Linked DNA regions of Homo sapiens: region 2 is linked to region 1. Evidence: read pairs that join two places in POLR2A ChIA-PET (ENCODE). Cell type or tissue: GM12878. All regions are shown on one strand. Region 1 overlaps STT3B (STT3 oligosaccharyltransferase complex catalytic subunit B). Region 2 overlaps STT3B (STT3 oligosaccharyltransferase complex catalytic subunit B).

Evidence for each region. ChIA-PET counts read pairs that join two places held together with the same protein. Peaks named below come from ENCODE experiments on the same cell type or tissue, not always from the same donor. Only the 100,000 strongest peaks of a DNase experiment are listed, where the experiment ranks them.
Region 2: POLR2A ChIA-PET joins it to region 1 with 6 read pairs; 11 of 35 experiments call an interaction of 5 or more read pairs at or near these places.

What each region holds. Positions count from the first base shown.
Region 1 is chr3:31,621,656-31,624,155 of GRCh38, reverse strand. It overlaps STT3B (STT3 oligosaccharyltransferase complex catalytic subunit B), which reads right to left. Exons shown (of 16, transcript NM_178862.3): 10 at 1,848-2,059; 11 at 295-482. Among named protein-coding and RNA genes, the nearest start is that of OSBPL10-AS1, 81 kb to the left of the region's middle. In GM12878, no CTCF peak of the experiment used is centred here; a DNase peak (open chromatin) is centred at 995; H3K27ac peaks cover 465 bases.
Region 2 is chr3:31,535,616-31,538,115 of GRCh38, reverse strand. All of the region lies in intron 1 of STT3B (STT3 oligosaccharyltransferase complex catalytic subunit B), which reads right to left. Among named protein-coding and RNA genes, the nearest start is that of STT3B, 3.9 kb to the right of the region's middle. RefSeq lists an enhancer at 2,018-2,500. In GM12878, no CTCF peak of the experiment used is centred here; no DNase peak of the experiment used is centred here; H3K4me3 peaks cover 2,500 bases; H3K27ac peaks cover 200 bases.

The sequences.
Region 1 (2,500 bases):
AAAAATAACTAAGAGTGTAACTTGATCGTTTGTAACTGAAAGGATAAATAGTTGAGGGGATGGAAACCCCATTTTACACGTGATTATTACACATGCCTGTATCAAAAGACATAAATAGAATGTACCCCATAAAATTATGTATTTACTGTGTACCTACCAAAATTAAAATAAAAAATTAAAAACAAGCAAATGCAGAATCTCACAAACAACATTCTATTTTTTAATTATATCCTTTGAGACAACGAAAAAGAAGTGTAAGTATAAAATGTTTTTGTATCCGAGTTATTTTCTTACCCATCATGATTGTATGAGGCCAGGACTACACTTGGACTAGAGTAGGCATTGCTTGTGACCCAGGTACAGTGGACAGCAAACATCATCAATAGCATCAGCATCAACATGGTGACAATGCTTTTTATATTAGGGCCTAATCCCTCTTCAGTTTTTTCCTGTTCAGTTGCATGTTTCCTCACTTTACCTGCCTAAAGATATTAAAAAAATTGGTTAGACAAATTCATTATTTGACTTGCTTCATTAAGATACTCAATGGAAAAAGTTGAGAGACTGTTTATCTATCAATTTAATTCTATGACTCAGAAAATGTATAACCATCAGATATTCTTATGTGGGTGATGGAGTGTTTTCTAAGTCAAACGTGAATAAGGTTTCCTGGGAATATACCAATCCAGAAACTGGTCACAGAGCAAAATAATTATCTCCAGTAAGAAGCTGCTTTCAAACCCAGTTGTCCTTATACTTTAATTAAATACAAAGGAGATTAACCAAATGACCCCATTCTGGTGAAATCTTAATATGTAAATTCTTATAAAATCTGAATTCCACATCCTGAAAATGGCAATGCTCAGCTATAATTTTGACCATGTACCACTTTAGTATAGGAAAAAACTGCATTAACAGAATCAGTCTTCCGATTTCGAAACCCTAAAACCAACAGACTTGTTAAAACTACGATTACCTTAAAAAATCACCTTCCCCAACAGAAAAGGGAAGAGAGAATAGAAAAAGTCACAACTTCTAAATTTCAAGGCTGGTTAAGAAACCACAAAGCAACAAAAAAACCCCAACAATAACAACAAACACAAAAATCAGGAATGTGGGTTTATTAACACACATCTTTATGAATTACATTCATCTTATAGAAGGAAAGAATTTCAAAGTTATTACTGATACTGGGAAGTTTAATTTATTAGTATTTTAAAATCCAGGCAATATTCAAATAGCAAAGTTTAATATGTCATCCAAGACAAGTGCTCTAATTCTTACAAGTCCTTTTCACACTTGCACCAACTGAGAAACTATAGATTAAAAATAAATTACCTGTATTGGCCAGTTACCTATTGCTAACGAACTGGAGGGTTTTAAAAAAGGCATTTTGCTCCCTTCATTTTACTGTTCAACCAATCAAATGTCACTTCCAAAATATTTTGAAAGTATGCACTGAGTATGGACCTCAAGGATAAGCACCTGTCTGTCCACATGGTTTCAGAGGGGTTTACAGTGCCAAATGTTATGTAATTTAGTACAGCATAAAGTTTTTGCTCTCAAAAATGGAAGGGTATATTAACAAGGGTATATATCTTAAGTATTTAGATAACAAATTACCAAAAAGAGGAATTCCTTCTCTGATTACATTCTATTTTCTAACTCTGAGCTAAAGGACTGACCAGGATTCATATTTTGAGGCAAACAGTGGAGACCAACTAGAAAAGTCACAGTTTGTCCAAATCATCATTTAATAACATTTCTTGATATGTATAGTTCTTACTGTGGTGGAAAAATTAAGAAAGGACATAGACAATTTAAAGGCCTTACTTTAGATTCCCCACCTTATCATACAAATTTCCTTGGTTTCTTTTGTCATCCTCATCACTGCTGTCCTCCACAGGTGGATTTTCCCTTTTCATGTCATCCCCCAAATAGTGCTCAAAAACATTTGAAAAGGCAATTGCAGACAGCATACACACGACTGGAGTCAAAGTCAACATCAGTCGCACCATCACTCCAGCAAAGTAGACAGCACTGATTGCATATAGAGCAACTGCAAAGACAAATTCTCTTACAATATGTTGGAGGGAAAAAGTTCCCAGGAAACTGAACTAGATACTTAAAACTATAAAACCAACCTGGAATTATATAAATGTCTCACAAACGATCTAATTGTTTCTAAATTGATACTACTGAACAACTGATTAATTAGCCACATTTAGAAATTATAACTAGTGTTCACTAAATAAAACCTACACATCCACAGTTTAGAAAAATGTATATGATTCAAATTTAATTAGTTATGAAGAATTAGACTTAATTCACTATTTGTCAATAACATCATAAAAAACCCATAGCTGGCAGATAAAAACATATTTGTGCATGACATCTCCAGGCAAAATAAATTTATAGATTTAAAATCTATAAAAAGCCAGTGCCAATATCTGGCATAAAACCTGCTTTAAAACAAAAACGGGATGAGAAGAACGTAAGT
Region 2 (2,500 bases), 86 kb after region 1:
TGTTCACTATAAAATTCAACTTTCTTGTGCATTTGAAAATTTTTATAATAGTTTAGCAATAGGTCTGTTGAATTGTGGGGTCTTTATAATTCAAGTTAACTGCAGTATTTTCACTCCCTAAGATCATTAAGTTTTAAAAGTAAACAAATTGAGGGGAAAAACATGATTTGGTCACTTGAGAATAATATTAACCTTTCCATCCTTCATTTCGGAGAGCACGTGTGCACAGACGAATACTAAGATATAACAATAAAGATAAATGTTAACATTTTCTCAAACACTCAAAACTTATAGAGAGTATAAAAATTGATTAGGTACAGAAGGGCTAGTTAAGTTAGCCCATATTCATTAACAACTGGGTCAGAGATTATGATGTAAATCCTTATATTGAGCTTCTAATGTTTATAACCAATGTTGTCTTTATGCAAACTACTCATGGCAGTAAGGGGCATGCAGTCCTACCCAAGTTAACCTTTACGATATGAAAACCATAAAGGGGGAAGGAAAAGTCCCAAGGGCATTCATGACAGACCCTAACTACCGTAGGGCCTATACATCATGAAATCTATGATTACTACTTATGGAAGCCATCACACTCAACCGAAATGGGAGTAGCACCAATCTTATCATAAATTCATACAATTTAATTGTCAATGCAATCAGTAACAGTGATACCTGGTCTGAAGTGCAGCTGGACTGCTGATGCTAATGATCCCACAAAGTGACTTTTTAAGATTTGGGGACGTTTGTGTTCTAAAACTGGTTTGGCTACCAATTTGTCTTCTTCAGAACTGAGGTCAACAGCCTCTTTTTGTCATCTGCAAAGTGAAGGAAAACATGGAGACCTCAAAGTACAGGAAGTAGTCCCCAACTTCTAACAGCTTATGTTCCAAAGGTTTATCATTCCTTTGAAAACACATCTGTACTAATTAACCAATTTATACCATAGTTTCTTCGGAAAAATTGCATTCTAAGTTCCAACTCTAACTTGCAACTTTCTGCCCAGCAAAAAGGCGTCTGCTGCATTTTTGCTAACTACAGCCAAAACCTAAGGCTCAGAGAATTCTCTCTAGGGAGAACCCACTTTATAACCTGCTAAGGCAGGGAAAAAAGAGCTCTCACATAGGGAACTTCATTGCTTCTATGGGAAAGGCTACCACAATTGAACAAGATAATGGATATGGAGAAGGTATCTGGCTAATATAAAGTAAAAGTATTATCTCTTACAATAAAAATATGTAGAAAACACATTTTGTTCCAGATAAAAAGGTATAGTTAAGTGCTGTTAAAGTGGCTGATTAACCAAACGTTTGGCAAGTACAGACAATATATTTTCAAACTGCTTCCTCCTATCTGTTCAACTCAGCTGATAAGGGAGGAATTACTAAAGTGAAGTCAAATTGTTACCAAAAATGTTGCTAAATGTTAAAAAAGTGCAGTGTACTTCAATAAATAAATCACACATCACCCCTTATGACAACTGGTAAGATAAATAACTTGGGTGACAAATTTAAAAAACAAGTATAACTCTGTGACGTCACTTTCAGCAGCTAACTTGAGTCTTTTACACAATTTAAGAACTACTGTAAAATTTAAAGAAATAGCTCACAGAGAAAGTAAACCCTTCACTAAAACGACTTGCAGAAATGAAACCATTGATAGAGATATGGAAAAAGAGGTCAGGGAAGGTATGAGCAGGCCAGAATAAATCGGTTTGTGGATGCACAGCCTGAGAGTAACATTTAAATATTATTAAAGGTCTGTGCCATTGCTATATGATATGATGGTGATCTGAGCAACTCCCAAACTAGAAACACTAGAGTGTTCAGCTACAGACCAGTTAAAGTGTTGCGACTATTAGTAGCTATAGAAGAAAACTAGATTTAAAAGCCCCGAAAAGCTTTAAAAGCCCAAAGTAATAATGGCAGGCAATCTACACATCCCCCTCCTTTTAACCTTTTCAAAAAGAATGACTGTAAGAATCAGATAAGAATGAATGAGATGCCTAACTACGTGAGATCTTCAAAAGACATGAAAAAAAAACAAGAACAAGGTATTTTTTTTGTCTGAAACCTGATTCTCTCATTAAGTCACCTGAATTAGACATTATATTAGATTCATACTGACAAATCTCCATTCACGGTAAGGCACAGGAGACAGTCCATTATTATACAAATCTCCTTACTACTAAGCAAGATTATCTAACATTATGAATATAAACATTTAATTAAGAAATGTCAACATTAAAACTATATGCAGAATACCTAAATTAAGTAGCTCTTTAAAACAGAGATGTATACTTTCAAATGGTACAAATTTAGCTAAATGATAATGTGTCAGAAATGCGTTTTCATATATATAAAAAATGAAGCAAAACATATTTTCTTTTTTGAGTCGGAGTTTCGCTCTTTGTTGCCCAGGCTGGAGTGCAGTGGCGCGATCTCGGCTCACTGCAACCTTCGCCTCCCGGGTTCGAGAGATTCTCCTGCCTCAGCCTCCC